Linked DNA regions of Homo sapiens: region 2 is linked to region 1. The links are chromatin loops, found by intact Hi-C in ENCODE. Cell type or tissue: PC-3. All regions are shown on one strand. Links, peaks and the distances in the headings refer to the core of each region. The heading gives the core; the rest is flanking DNA. Region 1 overlaps DST (dystonin). Region 2 overlaps BEND6 (BEN domain containing 6).

Evidence for each region. Peaks named below come from ENCODE experiments on the same cell type or tissue, not always from the same donor. Only the 100,000 strongest peaks of a DNase experiment are listed, where the experiment ranks them.
Region 2: a loop joins it to region 1, with 5 times the contacts of the local background. A loop is called at or near these places in 45 of 110 quality-filtered maps.

The regions. Positions count from the first base shown.
Region 1 is chr6:56,896,983-56,908,668 of GRCh38, reverse strand. It overlaps DST (dystonin), which reads left to right. Exons shown (of 104, transcript NM_001374736.1): 3 at 8,048-8,248. Among named protein-coding and RNA genes, the nearest start is that of DST, 52 kb to the left of the region's middle. In PC-3, for the core only: CTCF peaks have their summits at 3,922 (motif pointing left) and 5,602 (motif pointing left); a DNase peak (open chromatin) is centred at 3,898; H3K4me3 peaks cover 386 bases.
Region 2 is chr6:56,955,547-56,967,232 of GRCh38, reverse strand. The region is part of intron 1 of BEND6 (BEN domain containing 6); the gene reads right to left. Among named protein-coding and RNA genes, the nearest start is that of BEND6, 6.3 kb to the right of the region's middle. In PC-3, for the core only: a CTCF peak has its summit at 5,899; a DNase peak (open chromatin) is centred at 7,092; H3K4me3 peaks cover 1,251 bases; H3K27ac peaks cover 1,657 bases.

The DNA of each region.
Region 1 (11,686 bases), core at 1,926-9,925:
TTAACCGTCTGGGAATGCAGCCCAGTAGGTCTCAGCCTCATTTTACCTAGCTCCTGTTTAAGGTGGAGTTGCTCTGGTTCAAACGCCTCTGACAGTGGCACATTTACTAACTACTGTGATTTTGAAGTAACAAGTATAAATAGTATTTCAAGAGATCTGCAGGCACTACAACTTAATATTTAAATCTATGATGACTTTTGGTGGCAAAAGTCACAGGTACTGTTGATGATACCAGGTTTATGGCCTACATTCATAATTGAACCATATTTTAAATTTCAATTATAAGTTATTGAAAATCAAGGCATATTTTTTCTGCATCCAAGTTCGTTGACTGCCCTCTTCATCTCTCTCAAATTTTATCCATGGATCAAAGAGCTTCTACGATACACTTTATTTCTAGCCTAGGATGAAGGGAATCTTTTGATTTTTTAATGGAGCATTATAGACTTTATAAGTAGCAGCTTATTGAGCTTTATAATATTTACATATGGTAAATTTATATCTTGTATAACACAAAAGTAACATTATATATACATATATGTGTGTATATATGTGTGTGTGTGTGTGTGTATATATATATATGTATTTTCTTTTTTTGTTTTGACGAAGTCTCACTCCGCCTCCCAGGCTGGAGTGCAGTGGTGCAATCTTGGCTCACTGCAACCTCCGCCCCTGGGCTCAAGCAATTCTTGTGCCTCAGCCTTCCAAATAGCTGGGATTATAGGCGTGTGCCACCACGCCCGGCTGGTGGAGACGGAGTTTGACCATGTTGCCCAGGCTGAAAAGTAATTCTATAGCAATGCTCAGTGGGTCAACGTGTTAATTTTTCCTCTTTCCAGATGCGTAATCAGTAAACTTGACAGTAGTTTGACCTTATAAAACAATAATGCTTACCTAAAAATGTTATTTTTTTTTCCAATTTCTGCCTCATTCATCTAAATTGTTAATAGATCTTTTCTTGTTTTAATCAGTCAACATATATTCCTGAGCACTTCCAGTCCTGTGGATACATGTAGAAGATTAATTCTGAATGCATTACTGCCTTATAATCTCTTTACATAAGAGCAGAATGTTGAAGGGCACTGGTTGGAGTTAGATAAACCTGGGTTCTAATCTGGGCTTTTCTAATTGCAACTTTTTGCCTTTAAGCAGATTACTTAACCCTGAAAAGCCTGTTTGCTTGTTTCTGCAGGGTGTATATAGGCTAAGTGCCTAAATGGCGCTAAGTAAATTATTGCTATTAATATTTCCTCCCTTTTTATGCCCATCTACACATACACAACCAAACAGCCTGGTTGTCTGAGAATTCAACCTCCAAGGAAAATAGCTAACCACTTGCAAGCTTTAACAAAAATTGTGTGCGTTACAGATTTTTGTTTGTAGGTAACAGGACCTGACTGTCTGACTTAAGCCAATAGAGAATTTAATACAACTAGATTGTGGAACTCACAATCAAGACTGGATGTCTGGTTAGAACAAACAAAACCAGGCAGCTTCAGAAGGTCTTTGGTGTAGCCATTGGAACTAATGAACTCCTGATTTTTTTCAGTCTTTACTTGCCTCCATGTAATATTCACAGTCCAAGCAGAGAAATTTGAATTCACTGAGTCTTGGTTATGGGCTTACCCATGAGATGTACTGGGTTATTATTAAGAGGGAAGATCTAGAGTGGGCTCTGGAGCATCTTGGTGTAACTATGTATGAAGACATTACTCATCATTGGGAAATGCAAATAAAAGCTACAGTGAGCTATCACCTCACATCTGTTAGGATGGTTGTCATCAATAAGCCACAAGATAAGTGTTTGTTGATGAGGAAATGAAGCGGCTACATTATCTGGGGTAAATACCCGGGGTTCGTTGTCTTGCACCAAGAAAATTTAGGACAGGGACACACTTGAGGAGTTTAGGGGCAGAGGTTTAATAGGCAAAAGAAAGAGAAAGAAAAACATCTCTCTCTCTAGTGAGAGAGAGGGGACTTCTGAGAGGAAAAGGCTGGCAGGCAGTGGATGCCCCGAATTTTATAGTCCAGCTTGAGGAGGTGGTATCTGATTTTTGTAGGGCTCACAGATTGATTTGATCAGGTGTGACGTCTACATAGCGGGCCTGGAGGGCTGATTACCCCACCCTAATATTATTATGCTAATGACTCTTCCCTTGGCCAGCACCATTTTGTCTTCTTCTTACTGTACACGTGGCTGGCAGAGAAGGGAAGATGGAGCCATCATTTTGAACACGTCTAGTCCCAGGTAGTTCTTTCCTGCAGGCATCCACCTGTGAAAGCTCTCAGCTTGCTTGTCTATGTCTGCAGCTTGACTTTACAGGCTGTTCTTTGTTAGAAAATGATTTGGGGCTGCTTTTCGTTAAAGGGAAAATCTGACTGAGGACTTTTGTACCCTGAGTATCTGCCTAGTAATTTCTTCTTAACTCTGGTATCAGAAGGCTATGGAGAAATTGGAACCCTTGTACACTGTAGGTGGGAATGTAAACTGGTGTAGCCGCTATGCAAAACAGTATGGTGGTTTCTCAAAAAGTTAAAACTAGAATTACCATATGATCCAACAATCACACTTCTGGCTATATGTACAAAGGGGTTGGAATCAGGATCTTGAAGAGTTATATATGCTCCTATGTTCATTGCAGCATTTTTCACAGTAGCCAAGATATGGAAACAATCTAAATGTCCGTGGAGAGATGAGTGGATAAAGAAAGTGCAATATAGGCTGGGTGTGGTGGCTTACACCTGTAATCCCAGCACTTTGGAAGGCCGAGATGGGTGGATCACCTGAGGTCAGGAGTTCAAGACCAGCCTGGGCAACAAGGTGAAACCCCATCTCTACTAAAAATATAAAAATTAGCTGGGTGCGGTGGCCTGTGCCTGTAATCCCATCTACTTGGGAGGCTGAGGCAGGAGAATTGCTTGAGCCCGGGAGGTGGAGGTTGCAGTGAGCCGAGATTGTGCCATTGCACTTCAGCCTGGGTGACAAAGCAAGACTCTGTCTAAAAAAAAAAAAAAGTAGAGAAAAAGAAAACGCAATATATGCATACAATGGAATAGTACTCAGCCTTAAAAAATGAAGGAAATCCTGGCATATGCAACAGTATGAATGAACCTGGAGAACATTATGTTAGGTGCAATAACTCAGTCACAGAAAGACAAATACTGAATGATTCCATTTATATAAAGTATCTAAATTAGTTGAATTAATAAAATCAAAGAGTAGAATGGTAGTTGCCAGGGGCTGGAGGGAAGGAGAGATAGGAAGTTGCTATTCAATGGGTATAAAGTTTCCGTTACGCCAGCTGAATGAGTTCTAAAGATCTGCTATACAACATTGTACCCAGAGTTAACAATACTGTATTGTGCACTTAAAGGTTGAAGAGAGCAGATCTCATGATAAATGTTCCTCACACATGCACATACACACCACACAAACACACACACACACACACGAGTGCACATCTTGGGAAATGATTATCCAAAAGGGGCTGATAATTTGGGGTGTCCTAAAAATGATAGAAGTCCACTACTGACAGGCTTCCAAGTGTCCATCACCTAATGGTTGAAGAGTAACTCTTATTGGCCGGGCATGGTGGCTCACGCCTGTAATCCCAGGACTTTGGGAGGCCGAGGTGGGCAGATCATGAGGTCAGGAGATCAAGACCATACTGGCCAATGTGGTGAAACCCCATCTCTACTAAAAATACAAAAATTAGCTGGGCATGGTGGCACATGCTTGTAATCCCAGCTACTCAGGAGGCTGAGGCAGGAGAATCACTTGAACCCGGGAGGCGGCGGTTGCAGTGAGCCGATATTGCGCCACTGCACTCCAGCCTAGCGACAGAGCTAGACTCGGTCTCAAAAGAAAAAGAGTAACTCTTATTAACACCTGGAAGAACTTATAGCACCACCTACTGTTTCAAGCTAAAATTTCCTCTGTTAAAAGACATGGCTTTTTTTTAATATTACTTAGGAGAAGAAAGTGTCATAAATCAAGGAGCTGTAATTCCTTACAGTTATTTAGGGAAATAAAGGTGAACGGTCATCGTTGTTTATAGTGTTTGTAATCATAGCTGTGAGCTGCTGATGTGTAAATTGCTGCTGCCAGATCCAGGAAGTGAAGCAGTAATAATAATGATAATAATGTATTAAGTATTTTTTCTATGCTGTGTACTGTTCTGAGTACGTAATGTGGATTATCTCATTTAAACACCCCATTACTCTACAAGAGAGACGTATTGTTATATGCATTTGACAAATTAAAGAAGAAGCAAGGCACAGAGAAGTAATTTAGCCAAGACCACACACCTAGTAAGTAATAGAGCTGGTATTATATTTGAACCCAGGTAGTTTGACTCACTGGAGAGTAACAAAGAACTCTCTCCTAATGATCGGTACCTCACATGTGTCTGTCTTCAAGGCACACCAGCAATGTGACTCATTTTCCTATTTCCACCTGATTTCTTTTTTAGATAGTATGAATAATACACTATTGTGTTCAAGACTATATTTTATTCACACAAGTAATATCCATAGTAATTATAGTGAATGTTTCTGTACTACTACGTGCTAGGTACTCTTTGAAGTACTTTACCTCCATTACTTTATTCTTTTCAGCAACCCTATGAATTACTATTTTAATCCTTATTTTATAGGTGAGGAAATAATTAAGTAACTATTCAAGATCATACAACTAGGAAGTGACAAAGGCAGTATTAGAACCCAGATAGTGGCTGCAGAGTCTGTGTAGTATACCACAGTGCTTATAAATAGTTATTTTAAAATAGTACAAGTAAATTTGGGTATAAAAGAAATAACTGAGGCAGTGCTCAGATCTGGAGAAAAAATGTTAAGGTGGAATGAAGATGCCTGAAGTTTAGGAAAGACTGATTTAAGTGGTTTAGAATTTTTGGCCGCATGCGATGGCTTACACCTGTAATCCCAGCACTTTGGGAAGCTGAGCTGGGCAGATCATGAGGTCAGGAGTTTGAGACCAGCCTGGCCAACATGGTGAAACCCCATCTGTACTAAAAATACAAAAATTAGCCGGGCATGGTGGTGCACACCTGTAATCCCAGCTACTCAGGAGGCTGAGGCAGGAGAATCGCTTGAACCCAGCAGGCAGAGGTTGCAGTGAGCTGAGATCACACCACTGCACTCCAGCCTGGGTGACAGAGCAAGATTCTGTCTCAAAAAAATTTTTTTATATCATAAATAATTCTGCATTGAATATCTTACTGGGCACTCTTGGTAGAATTTCTCTAGGGTAGATACAGGGATGTGAATTCACTGAGTTATTGTTTTGCAGAATGGCTGTGACAGCATGTTTTAATCTCTGTCATTTGGTTACTTTAGCGAAGTTTTATGCAGTTTTTCTCCCTAAGTGTTTCTAGAATTTGTAGTCCACTGAGGACTATTGGTAATAATACCAGTTAAGCAAAATCTGGTTGCTTATTACTCATAAGAGAATCTACATTCTTACCAAAGAAATGTACTGAACTTACTCCACTATTACAGAAGCTACTATATCATCAAATATTTTGTTCATTCTACCAGAACACCAAATTTCTGAATTAGAATGCAGGGCTATGGGAGATAATGCCATCTAGTGGTCAAACTAAACTCTGGTTCCTAGAGATTCTTAGTCTTCAAAGTGTAGAAAAATTATCAGAGAAGCTTGTTAAAAAATGAGATTGAGAAGGAAAGACAGAGAGAGAGAGAGAGAGAATGAATGTGTGTGTGTAGAGGGTGGAGGGGGCGGGTGGGTGGATGGGGAATGTCCAGGAAGCTGCATAAAAAGCAGCCTGTATGGTTGTTGGTTTTGATGTGTGTGGTCTAAACTGCCCTAGAATTTGGTTCAGCATTTGGCCCAGTTCCCTCTTCTCCTTAATCCTCTTCTCCAGCAGCTGCTGTAGTACCTCCTGAGTTACGTGGGAGTGGTGGGGATGTTCTGGGACTATTTTCGGTTGAAGAGGACCAGCTGAGCTTGCACGCAGGGGCGGGATGGGAACAAGACTAAAGTATTTGCGGATGGATTAGGAGAGCCCAAACAATGACCTCGGTTTTGCCAAATCCATTTGCATTTTCTCCTTACCGATTTCTGTTGACCTCATTGCTACTTTTGACTCTGGGGTTAACCCCCTCCTTTTTTAAAAATTATCTCTTTCTTCATATCCTTCAGCCTGGTGTACAGGCTCTCCATAATTGGACAGTAGCCCATCTTCCGGCTCCCTCAGTGAGAATCCCACTGTACACATTTATCTTTCAGAATCCCACAGAATCATTATTATGCCTTTTCTCATACTGTTCATCTCTCTGAAATTCTTACTCCTCATTTTTTATGCATTTACTGCAGACTTTAAGCCTTTTATACATCTTCAAAAATTCAGAAGACACACAAACTGAAAGAAGCCCTTCTTGGATCATTTAGTGTTTATCTCTCACTAGTTTCCCACCATATTTAGCTTGTACCCTCATACCAGCACATTATCAAATAACGTTTCTTATTGTTGTAAATACTCCACCCATCTGTCTATCATCTATGTATTATTCATTCATTTCTTATGTTGTTTCCTTTGTCTTCAATATAAATTCAATTCATTCTTCAAATGCCACCCACTCAACTAAGCCAAATGTAACTATACTCAGCTTCATTCATTGATTTCCTTCTCTGAGATCTGCTAGCGCTGAGAGTCTACTACTTTAACCACTTTAACCCTTCATTACACATTCCCATGTGTTTATGAACTCTATGTTAGATTTCTCCTTCTGCTCTCCAGTAAATTGTAAGCCATGAGGACCAAGACTATTTTATGTAATTATTGATATTTTCCAAAATTGCATGTTCTCAGTTGCATAATATGACTTAGCTGACATGTTTCCGTTGTCTGAGTTGTCCTTATACTCATCTTGCTCTAAAGAAGAGGAAAATGACAATTTTATTAAGCACTTCCTATGTGTCAGATACCATGCTTAGAATTTTACATGTATATATATATACACACACAGAAACACACACACACAGATACACACACACACATATATATATTTTTTATCTTATTTTATTTTATTTTTTAGATGGAGTCTCACTCTGTCACCTGGGCTGGAGTGCAGTGGCATGATCTTGGCTCACTGCAACCTCTGCCTCCCAGGTTCAAGCAGTTCTCCTGCCTCAGCCTCCCAAGTAGCTGGGATTACTGGCGTCCACCAGCATGACCAGCTAATTTTTGATTTTTAGTAGAGACAGGGTTTCGCCATGTTGGCCAGGCTGGTCTCCAACTCCTGACCTCAGGTGATCCACCCGCCTTGGCCTCCCAAAGTGCTGGGATTACAGGCGTGAGCCATTGTGCCCAGCTGGAATTTTACTTATATTTATGTTATTTAAAACTTAAAAGCCCTGTGAGTGGAATGTTATACATTTTGTAGGTTAGAACAGTTGGACTCAGAAATATTTAATACATTGTGTAGCTGTAATTAAGAAGTCAGCATTTGGACCCGGGCCCATCTGACGCCCAAACCCATACCCTTTGTGCCACCTCGTTGCTTCCATTTGAGTTTGGAACCCTCACTTTGTGGTGTTTTGCAGTGATGATTGGCATTCCTGCTCTTTCCTTCCTCAGAAAGAGTCTCTCTCAGGAATGTAAAGTGGCACTTTACCCTGGAATGATATCCTGTCCCGCTCCCTACACTCTACTTCAGGCCAAAATGGAAACGCCCTTCTTCACAGTCTCCCTGATGCTTCAGTCAAGCAGTGTGCCCACCTGCTTTTTTTCCCTCCTTTTTTTTTTTTTTTTGGACTGGCTTTACTCAATTAAGAACACTTCTTAATGTAGAATAACTCTGGGCCCTGAAATACTGGGGTGCTTTAAAGAACACTTGTGGGGAAAACTTAACTTGCACGTTAAGCCTCCTCCATGCTCACTTTGGGAGTGCACGTGATCTCACTGAATATAGTGACTTTTGGAGCTCTTTGTATAACTAGCCATGGAGAACTTCCAGACTAACTCAATACAAATCTGGATTTGCTTGGTTGTGTTTTCTGCCACAGGGATTCAGAGCAAGCCCTCGGCATCTTAGAAGACGAGTTGCAGCGGCCGCAGCTGCCCGTCTGGAAGAAGTGAAGCCCGTGGTGGAAGTTCACCATCAGAGTGAGCAAGAAACTTCAGTGAGGAAACGAAGAATCAAGAAGAGCAGCCGAGTCCAGCCAGAATTTTATCACTCTGTTCAAGGTGCTTCAATCAGGAGGCCTGTAAGTAGAGAACTGTCTTTTATAAAAATATTAAATTCACTGTCAAATCATGTGGTTGTTCTTTTAGTTTAAAAACATTATCAGATTAACTTTGAATAATTAGGTTGTTGTTATTCCCAACAAGTGGCAGCGTACTCATATGAGTTTCAGCAAGGAATAGGGTTTCATAGAATGTTCTAGGATGGATAGATAGTTGACAAAAAAGCAAGAGTTAGTCACTGTCAGGCAGCTGATATGAAAGCTGGTGAACTCCCAGCCCTGCTGAAGCTGGAGTTCTAGAATGAGGATGGGGACATAGAGTCAACAAATCTAGGTGTGGTAATGAGAGAACTGATGAAGAGGATGACAACAAAACCAGTGTCAGGATAGGAGAAGCAGTGAAGGAAGGTGGGGCTGGAGTCTTGGGCAGTAGCAGTGGCTGAACTCCTCCTGGAGGCTCTTGAGCCAGTGAGGCCTGTGCGTCCCTCCACACCCAGCCTAGGGTAACTCTAAGTGTCCTGGCCTTCTCAGGTGTGGCCTTTATATTGTTATAAGGCAGCACCATTGTCTTTTTCTAACCTGGTGCCCTGTTGGCCACAATGCCACCTTTCTTCAGAAACTCAGGGCTCAACTAGGAGCTGGTCTTCATCCCCTTCTCACATCCTGAGCACGTTGTTCTGTGTGCTCTGATTTTTCTTTCCTTGGTTCTGGCTCATGGGCTTTTTACCAAGGCTGGGGCTTAGAAAATGCCATTTTAAAACTTGTAAAGTAATTTTATGACTGCAATAATTTTATTTGCTTTGGCATTAGAAAAAAGTGTCTGTATGGCTCATCTCTATGCTGTGGGGAGCCTGTTGTTGTTTCTTGTGCCAACATAGGGGAGCCATCAAGATTTGGCTTGAAAATGTCTTTGTAAATTATTGAAACAGAACTGCCCTTCTGTGGGGGTAACTGTGTGGCAGGCACATGTGGAGACTGTGCGAAGGCCAAGAGAATGTCTGACTCAGTAACCAGGCCAACAACAATGGAAAGAAGTTAAATTCCTTTACAGAAAAGGATCTGTTTATCATAACCAATTGAAAAAAAAGTACATATTTAGAAATGAGGGTTTATTTTTCATGATTCAATAAAACAAAGGCTAAGTAGAATTTGGTATCTATGCAGAGAAATATGAAATGGTAGGAAAATTTACTCATTCAACAAACATGCATTTTATGTAGAAAATAAGGGACATACAGATATGTGTTAACTAACAGTTACTGAGGGCTAAATGTGTAACAGGCATTATTTTATGTCACTTATTTAACAATTCTATGAGGTAGATGTTATGATTCCCATTTTATGGATAATGAAACTGAGCCCCAGAGAGGATACATAACTTGCCTCAGGTTATCTAGTTGTTTGGGGTAGAGTTTAGGATTTGGATCTAGGTGGCCTGCCTCCAGAACCCAAGCATGTACCTCTACCATCTGTTACTTTCCTGTAGTACCTGGTCACTAGGAAATCACAGTCGAGTCAATCAACAGACATGAAAACAAGCAATTATAATGCATGTTCTGTGCTTTGAAAGTACTGTTCTAGAGTTATACACAAGGCATTATGGAATCATCTTGGATCTCCAGAAATATTTACAGATAAGCAGACACCTGAGATGAGTCCTGAGAGATAAGGAGGAATTTACCAAGTACAAAGTAGAAGTAGGTATCTTCTGCATGAGAAAAACATATATAAAAGCACAGAGATGTGGGAGGGTATGGCATTCTCAGTGAACAGCTTGAGGTGGTGCTGGCACATCAGACTGGTGGGTTGGGTAGAGGCCAGATTAGAAAGGGCTTGTACATTATGCTAAATATTTGAACTTATTTTGTGTAATAGGCATCAGTTGAAGGTAGGGAATAGGTGAATTGTTTCTCTTGCCAGGAGTCTAGCTAATTCTTTGCTTCTTCTAATCTCCCCATGTGGATCAGGATTGAGAAGTAAGTGACTATCATTAAAGTTTAGAAACTCTCAACCATCATTATTCTCTCACAAGCCCTCTACATAACTGCCTTGGTTAATAAGACATAGTCTTTATGCCTCTGTGACTTTGAACCTGCTGTCTACTTTGCCCTTGAATGTTTTTCCTTATTCTTTGTTTGCCTGGTAAACTTCAGTTCATCTTTTGAGACTGACTCATGCTCGGATAGGTCAGGTGAAGTCTTTTCTGATCCTTCCTATCAGAGTGAGGTGCCCTTAGTTTTGATTCTCAGCACTAGGTACAAACCTCCAACATAGCAGCTACCCCAGCAAAAAAGGAGGTCTCTGCAGTAAGACTCACGTGGGTTCAAATCCTGCTCTGTGTATCTGCAGGAAACAGCACACTAAGAGGATTTAACTGAAGAGAGTTTAATGAAGGCACTATTTACAGAAATGTGGGCAGGGCTAAGGTGCTTCATCAGCCTATAGGTGGAGCCTACTTACCTTCAACTCCTGGTCTAAGGGGCAGCAGAGGGCATTGGTCTTAATTGATCCTGGTAGGAAGAGCTGGAGCCATGGAAGAGCCCTTCCACAAGGATGGTGCCTGAGGGTTGCAGCTACTGCCAGAACCTAGTGAGTCAGGAGGGAGCAGGGCGAATAAATATACTGCTCTCTTAGCTCGTGCTCTCAGTGGTATCTCCTGTTGACCCAACCTACCTAGAAGCTGGAGGGCAAAGGAACTTGGGTGATGCAGATCACAGCCATCAGTCTCCCAGGGACTGAGCAAGGAAGAGATGGACAGACAATCTGAGAGGGTTACAGTGACAGCAGAGAATAAAAACATACCTACCTGGTGGCCGAGCATGGTGGCTCACTCCTGTAATCCCAGCACCTTGGGATACCAAGGTGGGCAAAACACTTGAGGCCAGGAGTTTGAGACCAGCCTAGCCAACATGGCAAAACCCCTTCTCTACTAAAAGTACAAAAATTAGCCAGGTGTGGTGGCACACGCCTGTAATCCCAGCTACTCGGGAGGTGGAAGCAGGATAATCGCTTGAACCAGGAGGTGGAGGTTGCAGGGAGCCAAGATCGTGCCATTGCACTCCAGCCTTGGCAATAGAGTGAGACTACGTCTCAAAAATAAATAAATAAATAAATAAATAAAAACAACCCCCCCCCCAAAAAAAAACCACTTAGTATTCTTTGCCAAGATATTTCAATTCTCTGAGAATCAGTTTCCTTATTATAAAGTGATAATAAGGGAAAGGACACCCTTCTCAACAAATAGAAAAGTTTGGGCTAGCCACATGTAGGAGAATGAAACCGATCCTCATCTCTCACCTTATACAAAAATCAACTCAAGATAGATTAAGGACTTAAACCTAAGACCTGATACTATAAAAATTATAGAAATAACATTGGAAAAACCCTTCTAGACATTGGCTTAGGCAAAGATTTCATGACTGAGAACCCAAAAGCAAATGCAGTAAAAACAAAGATAAA
Region 2 (11,686 bases), core at 1,772-9,771, 59 kb before region 1:
TTCAAATCATCCTAATTTTAGTGGGCCATCTATTTCTTGCCAGAACTCTGACTGATACAACATGGCAGGGCTCCTCATACCTCCTGATTGCCTGTGTGTCTATTTGTTGCCAGCCGATAGATTCCTTCCGTTGCCAATACTTCCACCTGCTATCTCCCTATGGACATCTGATACTGACAATGTACCTGATCTACACTATTTGTTTGCTGGGTTATTACTGTTCTATAGGATATGGCTTGTATTTCTAATTTCCATGTTCTGACATGATCCATCCTACCACTGATCAAGCTCTATTTCCAGTGGCAAAGGGGTTTATTTTTTTTGCTCTTTTCTTCATGCATGCTCTTATCTGTATTACTGGATCAATACCCCTAGTATTGCTGGTATCACTGGCTCCACATGTTAGCTTCATCATCTGTACCAGAGTCCCTCTGTTGCTCCTCACCTGGCAAAACAACCAAGTGCTAAATGACCCAGCCTTTGTCTTTTCGGAAATTAAACAGTGTGGCTGGCTTACTTTCATGTTGATGTGTTCACGAAGAAGACTATAGCACAGAGGTAATAGCACAGAAATAAGAGGCTGGGAAAAGTGGAAGGCAATCTTCACCTGCTCCACAGTGTCACTTATCCCAATCAATTGTCAATAAAAAGCCTGCAGGCACAGGCAGAACTATCTGAAAATTTGCACAAGAAAGTAAATGCAAAATTCAGAGGGACTCTAAAATTTTCCTGTGGTTCTAGGGCCTCTGAACATTTTCTTCTTGGCTATTATTGTGTTACTACTTGTCCCCCCAATAATTATGTGCCTTCCCTCATATTTATAAAAAAACAGGCCAGGCGCAGTGGCTCACGCCTGTAATCCTAGCACTTTGGGAGGCCGAGGCAGGCGGATCATCTTAGGTCAGGAGTTCGAGACCAGCCTGGACAACATGGTGAAACTTCATCTCTACTAAATATACAAAAACTAGCCAGGCGTGGTGGCAAGTGCCTGTAACCCCAGCTACTCTGGAGGCTGAGGCAGGAGAATTGCCTGAACCCGGAAGATGGAGGTTGCAGTGAGCCGAGATCATGCCATTGCACTCCAGCCTGGGTGACAGAGCAAGACTCGGTCTCAAAAAACAAACAAACAAACAAACAAAAAACAAACCACAGGTTCAGAGTTAAGCCTAGAGAGGAGTAAAATCAATTACAAGTTCTATTTTAGGAGGACTATAAGTCATGTGAAGTGTTTTCTATTTCACATTTTTTAATTAATGTGGAACTTTCTATTCATCTTGAAAGTTGAGAGCAAAATGAGATTATTATGCTTTTTGCTTTAAGTAAATGTATTCTACAACATTAATAACTTTTGGACCAATTTTGCAAATTCACAAAATGTAATATGTAATTCTGATCCAAGAATCAATGCTTATGCATAAAAATCAGGAGTGATTCAACTCTCAAATATTAATCTAATCAATTATAATATGAAAAGATGAGATCATTTCTTTTTGAAATATCTATCCCATTATACACTATGTTAATATCGCATATATATATATATATATATATATATAAATTTTTTTGTGTGTGTGACAGGATCTCGCTTTGTCACAGAGACTGGAGTGCAGCGGCGCTATCAAGGCTTACTGCAGCCTTGAACTTCTAGGCTCAAGAGATCCTCTGATTTTATAATGCATTTTTCTCTCTCACTGAAAATCCTAGCTCCTAACAACATCAACATATCTATTTGCTAAATAATATTTCTAAACAGTTTTTTGACACAAGTCCTGGTGTTACAGGTATGAGCCACCATGCCTGGCCTAATATCATATATTAATGAAATAACTGGTTACCATTCACCATTATCTCCATTAACTTTGTAATTTTATACTATCAAAAGTTAAGGTCTAAATATAATTAATGTGCTGAGTCACATATTTTAGATAATTTACTTAATAAATCATCTTAAGTGGAGTTCCCGTCTTACCTGTTACCAATCATTTCTCTCCTTACTCTGATATTTTTTCTTACCACCTTGAAGCAACATTAAAATTTAAAAAAAACAAATGATCAGCTACATTACACATTTTATCAAGTTATTTCCCTATCCCTATGAAGGTCATTTAGAAAAATACATTTATTATATATTTATGAGTGAAAGTGCTATCAATAAACTCGTAATCAAAATGAAAAGGAATGTAAAAGGCCATCTTCTCTCAGTGTATTGGCATATTTGGGTGTGGTTAGCCATAGGGCAAGTCAGAACTAAGAAACCAGTTAAGGATGGAGAATGCAAGTGTTGATCAAAGAAGAAAGCTCAAGGAAATGGGATGAATCTCTTTAAGCCAGCTGAGGCCCAGGAAGCTATATTAAAGCAAGGATGGATAGATGGGTAGAGTGAGATCAAAGTATGCAACCTAACGTCGAGGTTCAGAAGTGTCAAAGACTGAGAAGAGGCCAGGTGAGGAGGCTCACACCTGTAATCCCAATACTTGGGAGACAGAGGTGGGAGGATTGCTTGAAGCCAAGAATTACCAGCCTGAGTAACATAATGAGACTTCGTCTACTAAAAATAAAATAAATTAGCCAGGTATGGTGGTGCCTGCTTGTAGTCTCAGCTACTTGGGAGGTTATGCCAGGAGGATTGCTTGAGCCTGGGAGATGGAGGCTATAGTAAGCTATGATCAGGCCACTGCACTCCAGCGTGGGCAACAGGGCAAGCCCCCATCTCAAAAAAAAAAAGACAAAAAGACAGAGGAACAGGGGACTTAGCAGGGATGGCATTTGGGGACAGTGTTGTCAGTCTTTGATTTTATGGTAGAGAAGTTGTTAGAACAGTCAGCAGGACACAGAACCTTGGGCAAATGTACATCCTGTTCACAGAAAGAGGGAAAGACTAAACTTGTCCTTCTATGAAAAGATAGAAAGCTTAGTGAGATACTCTTTTTTATTGGTAGAGGTACAGTTTTGCTATGTAGTTATTTCAAGATAGTCTTCCAGTCTGAAACCCTTACAAAGCAGGTCACATAAGTACTTACAATCATAGGCTTTAAAGCCAAACTGTCTGATTCATAATCCTAGCTCCAATACTTACTACCCATGTAATCTTTCTGTGCTTCTGTCTCTCCATCTGTGAAATGGGAATAATAAAATACCCCATTATGAGTTGATATGTCAGGTATATAATAATATAAATTAATTAATATTAATTATAATATTAATTGTAATAATATAATTACTACTATCTTATTTTATAACAATAATTATTTATATTATTAATTAACAATATAATTATATCAATATTATTACAAAAATATTTTATTTTATAACGAAGTATATTATTAATATTGTAATTATAACATTAATTTAATAGTAGTATTTTATTATACCACTACTAGTATTGTATTAGTTATATTATATTAATTTATTAATAGTAATAAATTATATTAATTTATTAATAGTAATATTTTATTATTAATTGAAGCAAACTGAACCAGATTACCCCCATACAAGTTTAGGTCAAACATGTGAGAGTAGGAGGGGAGTTTATAGCATTGAGGACAGGGGAGGGCTTCAATAAACATAGCTAATTAACCTTGATGCCTATGAGTCTATATTAGACAAACCTCAATCTTTTGTAAAAATATAAAGAAAAAATTATTATAGCTTTCTCTTTTATAAAGGACAGCCAGGTGGTCTCCCATGGAGCCGTTTTACCAAAGTAGGAGTCAGCTTGGCCCCGCTAAGCTTCTTCAGTTTTCTGGAGATGCTGGGTCAAATTTACCCAAGCGATAATGATGGAGACATGGCAATGAAATGGTAAGGGTGAAACTATAATTTTTTAATACAAAGAGTCTTGTGAAATTGCTGGATTAGTAGGTGTGGCCTAGGTAAATTCCTCACAGGCTAAAGGAGAGGACTGCATCTCTTGTGTACAAGGAAACATCTGACGTTCTGCTGGAGTGTCGGGTTGGCCTTCATTAATCTGGGTAGGGGTAGCCTAAGGAGAGTCAGAAGAGAGGAAGAGTAGCTGCTCAGCAAGCTCCAACTGAGAGGATTTCCTTTAGGGGAAGAGCTGCAGTGCAAATGAAGCAGGGAGGCAGTGCAAATGGAAAACATGCAACAGGAATGGTTTGTGTGGTTTGTGAAGTGCTGAAGAATTTTGATGCCGCTTGTTAGGTGTGTGGTCTTTAGGCAATTCCTTACATCTCTAAGCCCTGGAATTCCCATCCATAAAATAGGAATAAGAGTAGTACCTACTCAGGGCTGCTGTGAGGATTGAATGAGTAAATGCACGTAAAGCATTTAGCAGAGAGTAGATACTCAATAAGTGCTAGCTGTTGCTACAGATAACTAGGTGGTCCACATCAAGGTAGCCATTCAGTAATGAGGATGACCAGTGCATGTTATTCCATGCCTTCTGGGGAAGTGGCACAGGTGAATAATGATCATACCAATCAACTCCCAGGGTGCTGTTGGTGCCCCTTAATCTAGGCACTAAGACCTAGACTTTTAACAGCTCACCAGATGGCAAACCACCAGGAAGTCTGATACATTAACTACAATCCTGCAATATCTTCTCTAAGTAGATTCCTGCCTCATTACAAATGACCACAGACTGAAAGTGTGCAAAGAACAGTGCCCACTAGGCCCAGAGGGGGGTCTGAGGCACCCAGGAAATCATATTGATCCAAGGTCTGTTTCTGTGTGGAATGCATGAATGTTATGTCACCAAACCCTAGAGGATCAGAACAGAACTTGGAGCAAAAAGAACTAGCCACACTGAGAGATCGGGATACGTCAGGAAACTGGACTTGCCCACTGGAGTGAAACAGTCACATAATGAAATAACCAGCTTCATACTGTAACAATATGTGATCATGATGATGTGACATTGAGACCTAGTATCCTGGAAATATGGTGGTGGAGAGGGAGTTGAGGTCCACAAATATGGCAAGAGTGGTGTCTTGGTCTGTTTTGTGCTGTTAAAACAGAATACCACAGGCTTAGTAATTCATAATGAACAGAAATTTACTGGCTTGCAGTAATATCAAGGTGCTGGCATCTGGTGAGTGTCTTGCTGTCTTGCTGTGTCATCACATGGTGGAAGATGAAGATGAGAGAGAGAAAGAGAGAGAGGAGGCTGAACTAGCTCTTTTATAACAAATCCACTCCTAAAGTAACAGCATTAATCCATTCATGAGGGCAGAGCCCTCATGGTCTAATCACCTCTCAAAGGTCCCACCTGCCAATACTGTCACAACAATAATCTAATTTCTACATGAGTTTTTGCAGAAGTAAAAATTTAAACCATAGCATTCCACTCCTGGTGGGACGCTAGAAACAACGAGTAGGTGAAGCTGAACAGCTGGATGGGCAGTCTTCCCACCAGAGTGCAGAATCACCCTGGTGGGATTGAGGGCACCAATTACCAGGTCTGCAGACTCCACAGTAGACTGTTGAATGTGGGCTTGGGGAAGGATTTAGGAAGAGTGGTGGCTTTATTTACCAGAATGTCTGTGAGTTGTTTCTGGGAACCTAATACTAATTCCTTTTGTCCCTCTTTTAGGCCTTAAGACTATAGCAATTTTTGCAGACTGTGAACCCAAGACTACCTTTTAGGACTAGTCCTATTGGCTTGGAATGGGCTTATCCATTCAAACATCTAGCTATAAATTGGGTAGTTAATTGGCATGAAGGCAGCTTAGGAATCAATTTATCCCTTCTTTCCATAACAGAAGTCTATGGAAGTGGTCCTAGATTGTTAACACAGTCTTTTCTCCTCTTAGGGTTACAACTGACATCCCAGTGGGAGTTACCTTAGGTGACTCATTTGTCTCCCTCCCAATATGTTTAAAGATGCTAGAGGACAAATTAACTCCCAGCACATCATCTCCATTTAGTCTTTGGGTGGCAGCACTCACCTGCACTTGGGAGACTTATCTAAACTTTTATAGTTTAGAACAGAAAGTTTCCTTTGCTAACCATGGACGGATAGTCCCCAAGACACTTCTTACAGTCTCAGGGGTACCCAGGTGCTGCCATTGTTGATGGATCAAATGACTTATACGAGTTCAGAAGCCTCAGTACCTATGTGGATTTGCATGATTCTGATGATTCTCATTGTGGGAGTTGGGGGAGAGCTCATTAAGAATCTAATGAAAGGTATGGATCATGTCCTCAAAATGAGACACAAGTTTTTACATGTAATTTCAGGTCTCTAGAAACCTACTCATGAATTCCAGTTTGAACTTCTACAGTAGAGATAGGACTGGCAAGAACAGGCTTTAGGTTAATGGCTTTCTTCTTTGAAATATAAACTCTACTATATTCCAATTTGTGTGTTTGCTGTTTGTTGCCCTGTTTTACTCCATAAAGTATTTGTGGCTACAAAAACATTTTAAAGATGTACTTTTCTTTCTCTTCCTAGATTCATGGGATGTCCTTACATTGAGGTATCAATAATCTCTGGAACTATATATTATTAATACATCTTTTACTAATCATCAGTTGCTCATCACAATTTTCTGCTCTCCTTGGTACATTTAGTACTTCTGCTCTCCTAGTGACAATATTTTTTCAGGCTATGAGTGCATTGATGCATTAGCATACAACTCTATTAGCACAAAATATTTAATGCAAAAGTCCTAAATGACAAAGAATTATTGTAAGAAATAGGGGAACTCTAGCTATTCAATGTTGCTGTAGTTTTATTATCATCACAACCTAGAACTTAATTTGTAGATAATAACCAAAATTTTATTCATCTTGTAACATTTGCTATGCAATAATAAAGCTCCTACCTTACTTTTTTATCTTTTTACTTAAGAAGTGTAGAAGTTTCAGATGTAGAATGTTTATAACTTATATGGCAAATTTCATCTTGGATCTAGAAGGCAATATCTTCAGCTTTCAAACTTGCTTTGTAAATTGCCCATTCTTAGAAATGGTGGAAATATTTTATACCATCGGAATAATAATGAACGATATTGCTCAGCGATTTATAACTCTAAGAGCTTTATAATTTGATTTATGAACAGTTCTCAAATTTTCCATTGGCAGTTCATACAACTATGAGTAAATTTTCTGGCCAAATGACTCAGTATTTTGTGGCATGACTAATCCCACACTCAATGTGGAAACTATATAAATAAATTCTATTTGCTTGTGGATAATAAATGATTACTTTCCAAAAACTGTCTGCAAAGCATTATATAGTAGACGAATTCAATTATATTGATGTTTTTAAGCTCCCAAACTCAGCTGACTTTTTTGAAAAGTCTGTAATGCTCACACACCCAAAAAGAACTCCCCTCACATACTCCTGGAATTATCATGGCTTCGGCAGTGTGGTAACCCATAGAACAACAAAACCTAATTAGGCTCTACAATAGCTAAAATGTTAAAACAACAATCTGAAATAATTCCATTTGCAATATTTTCTCAGTAGTTTTAAGTTATTTTAAAAGTTTTTATTACGGTAAAATAAAGCCCTTTACCAGGGAATATTTGCTGAAAATAATATTTGATATTACTGCAAGTTACAATTATTTTCCTTTCAAAAACTCAAATATTAAAAAGAAAATAGTAATCTATCCACATGATGGTTTCCCTGGTTCTGGTGGCTGGAAATCACCTCCAAATTTATTTTAGATGAAGTAGGTTCTTCCAGATGATATAGCTCCTTTACCTTTTAATACAAGCACATGTAAAACACTTCACCTAGAAGCAAGGAAGTTACCAGGCCAAAATCAATATGCTTTATTTCTAATAATTTATTGCTAGAGCCATTCTTACCTAAGCTTCTTGTTTTCAAGGGGTAATATTTCAATGTAATGTCCTTGTGTGATTACCAACTGGGTAATTTACTCACTTCCAGATAAATTGGTAATAATCACAGACAACCTAGGCTACATTCCAAGACATTCCTTATCTTTCCCTAAAAGTCATTTTTCAAGTCTGAGTACTAGTAGCCAGATTAGATGGGGAAGAAACCATGGGCATGGAGCCATCCTAACTAGTCAGGCTCAATTTTCACTCTGCAGAGTCTAAAGCAACCTGAGACCAGAAAGAGCTAGTCTGTTGGGGGGACTCAAAATTGCTAAATCACAAATCCCCAGGAGAATGTCCTCTTCTCCCTTCTCTTTAATTATTTCTCTCCCTCTTCTGGCTCCATCTCCCAAATTCCCTAGAAACTTGTTCAAATATCCCTAGCCTGACAAAATAATCACCATTGGCCTTTATTCAGGATTTAATTGCTTTTCTACTCATCCCCTTTAGAGTTAAATTTCTGCAAAGATTGTAGACAACAACCCTCTCCTCTTTCTCATCTTCATTCCCCCCTCAACTCATTAATGTCTGGTTTTAGCCTCTCCTGCCATGATGAATCAGTTCTCTGAAAGGTTTCCGGAGGTCTCCTAGTCACCAGTCCTCAGTCCTTGCCCTCCTTAGACTCCCATTTGTGCATCTGTTCCAGAAAGCCACTAAATTGGAACACTCCCTACTTGGCTTCGACCACTTTGCTATCCTCCAGGCCAGAAATGGAAGCCGTCTCCAAAGTTCTGATTCTGGGATGCTCTTTAGCATCTATTCCTTAGTCATTTCCTCTATTTCCATTACTCCAACTACAATGTTGATGACTCCCTATCTGTTTTTGGTTCTGACCTCTCCACATTTCCATGGGCTTGCTGGATATTTTCACAATGATGTCCTTCTGAGGCTTCCATCTCAGTGGGTCTAAAATGCAGTTTGTTATCTTCTCCTTCCAAATTATTCCTCTACCCTAGCTCAAAACCTGAGTTATCTTCAGTTCCTCCCTTTTTCTCAACTGGTTGTTACACAGCTTAGGGTGGAAACTTTTCTTCTTTCTGATGTTTCTTCTTGATCCATACATTAGGAACTTGTGCCACAACTTTCTGCCTCTAAGAAAGTACTGAGGAAGATGTTTCTGCCGCCTTTTTAAAGCACCTTACTCACTGCTATCTTTTGGGAATGAAAAGACTTAGTGATGGAAAAACTCAGGAGGGCCTACTACCCATTAGTGGGCAGGAGTGATGTATAAAATTCCCTTCTCACACATGGGCCTGTCTCTTGCTCACACATGCTGAACGCCTTATGGATTATAAAGTGTCAGGCTTCCCTTTGCCTTTGGTGTTTATGCCGGAATTTGAACAGGTTGGGTTCCTTCCTGCCCTAATGCTGGGGAGGCCTGTCATTTTTCAGCTGTGGACTGGGTGAGCATGCCAAGTAAGAAAAAAGGAATAAGATGCCCCATTTTGGCTTTGAGGCTAAGCTGTGTTCTTCAATCTGACTTTATCTTGAATAGAGTTAACACAATATTTTAATTTCCTTATGGTTCCTTGTGTCTATTCCCAATTTGGTTGAGAATCTAAAGGGAAGAAGGGCTATATAATGGACCATCTTCTACATACGTGGTATCAAACTCTCTTAGCTATCTTTCCCAACTATTTTGTCTTCTTTTGGGTGACAATGATAACTTACTCTCATAAAAAAAGTCAACAAATTATACATACTTTTCCATTATGAATTTTCATTTTTTTGTATGAAAGATTTGGGCCATGGCTCTCCCCCTCCATCCCTATCCTCAAACTTAACAATTTTTTTTGTGTGTGACTTTTATACAATGTCAATTATTCTTTTTTTAAAGCAAAAACCTACCAGGAAGGCAAGGTATAATTTCTACTAAATTAACTTCCAAAAAGCACTGCTTGGCTGATTTAGTATTTATTGAATTCCGCAATGCATTAGGCACCACATAAACACACAGACAGAAGCAATTAATACTATGTATGCTGTTATTTGGAAAAAATGATAAATTAGCAACAAACAAATCAGAAAATAACAATGGAACTAAATACTAAATTCTTTCAAGGATTTGGTTTGTTTATTATTAGTATCTTTAAGACAACTGATGGAAAGAACAGAAATGAATGCATCTAAAAAGAAATATCTATAATCCTATTGCATGGCAGTTAAGCATTTGCCTGCCAAGAGAGATAAATGATGTTCTTGTGTGCACTTGAAACTTATAAATGGCTGCAGCAAGACGCAGGATGATAACAGTTGTGCTAAAGTCATAGCTCAGAAAACCATAATAGCTATTTAGTTGCTTTTTGTTGTTAAAAAAATATAGCGTTTGGGGCAATTTGAATACTATTCTGTGTGTCTTTGACATGTTTCTGTTCAAGGATACGTAGGCTATTTCAGCTCACTTACAAATTTCAGTCAATGAGAAGCATAAAGATGACCTTCCAAAATTCTGTTAGTTATTTCCCCCAATGTCTGCACACGGTTAGTTCAGTTTTGTTGTTTAAAATTACTCCACCATGCCATTGTTGAGTCAATGCGGTGGAGAATTCTTCCTTTCCTGATGTGCCACACATTGCAAACTCTCAGGATTTTCTTCAATAACCTCTGCATAATTGTTGAATAGTTTCTCACTGCAGTGGGCTGCGGTATCAAGAAACCTTTAGCCATATGCACATGATGTAGTGCTACCTGTCACCCACTCTGAGTGCTAGAGACCCATGAAGCCTATCCTGGAATTCAGTGCAGCCTACATGCTGCCATTCAAAATTCCCACCTTATGCAGTGTCTCCAAGCAAGGGCCCTTCTGAGTTCAATCCAAAACAACTGAATGAATGAGATGCAACATGTCAACAATTCGAATGTTTATTTTGTTTAAGGAAACCAGCTGTAAACAAAACGTATCTGTTGTTTTCCATGCTTATGAATCTGGCACTAAGAGACTGCATTAACCAATGCCTTTTTAGGTTTAATACTTACACACGGTAATATGTTACTGGCTTTAAGGACATCAATGATTAAGCTTTCATGCAGAGCTGTACGGTTTTGTATAGTTGGAAAACAACACTGATTTTGAGATCACTACAAGCAAATAAAACTTTTATTCCTCCCAATTATTTACCTGCTTTTCAAATTTTTATAAATTTTTATGACACAATTTCTTCAGTCTATTAAATATTCCAAAAAAGAGGCTAATACAGTTGTTATAAGAAACTCCGCAAATGCAGTCAAGTGTTACCTTGTCACTATAATTAAAGTTTTCTTATGCGAGTAAATGAAACAAACAATCCAGCCCCACACAGGGAAAGCCAGCATTGCCTTGGGGGCAGCAGAACGCGGCACAGCACCGCCCGCCAAGGCCGCAAGATGCCGCAGAATGACTGCTGCAGCAGCCGCTTCCTGGCCAGGTGGCCGTGGCCGTCCGCAGAAAGGCACACTGCAGCGCTCTCGCTATACCTTCCGTGCTGGCATTGCATCAGTGTTAAATCCCCTGGCCACCAACTGCCATATACTTTTTGCTGGTTATGAAGAAACGTGGGGAGGGGACAAAGGGGAGACAGAGTGTGCCTGCAAGTGTGAGAGATCACTATTGCCTCACACTCCCTAAAAAATTTCTCCCCCAAATGTTTATAAGCCAAGTACCAACTTACTTCATCTGCCAGGTCCCTAAATCTGAAATCGCCTTGCCCTTCAAATGCACTAAATGAGTCAGGGTTTTAGGGCAAACCCAGGGATACAAGAAGATCGAAAGTGCCCAATTCTTAGCTGCGAGATAAGCACCAAGTTTGGGGTGGAAGAGTTCACCTCTGCCGACCAGAGCGTACTACCCCGGAGCGCTCCTAGTTTAGAGAGGCTTGGAGAGGAGTGGGCCTCCCGT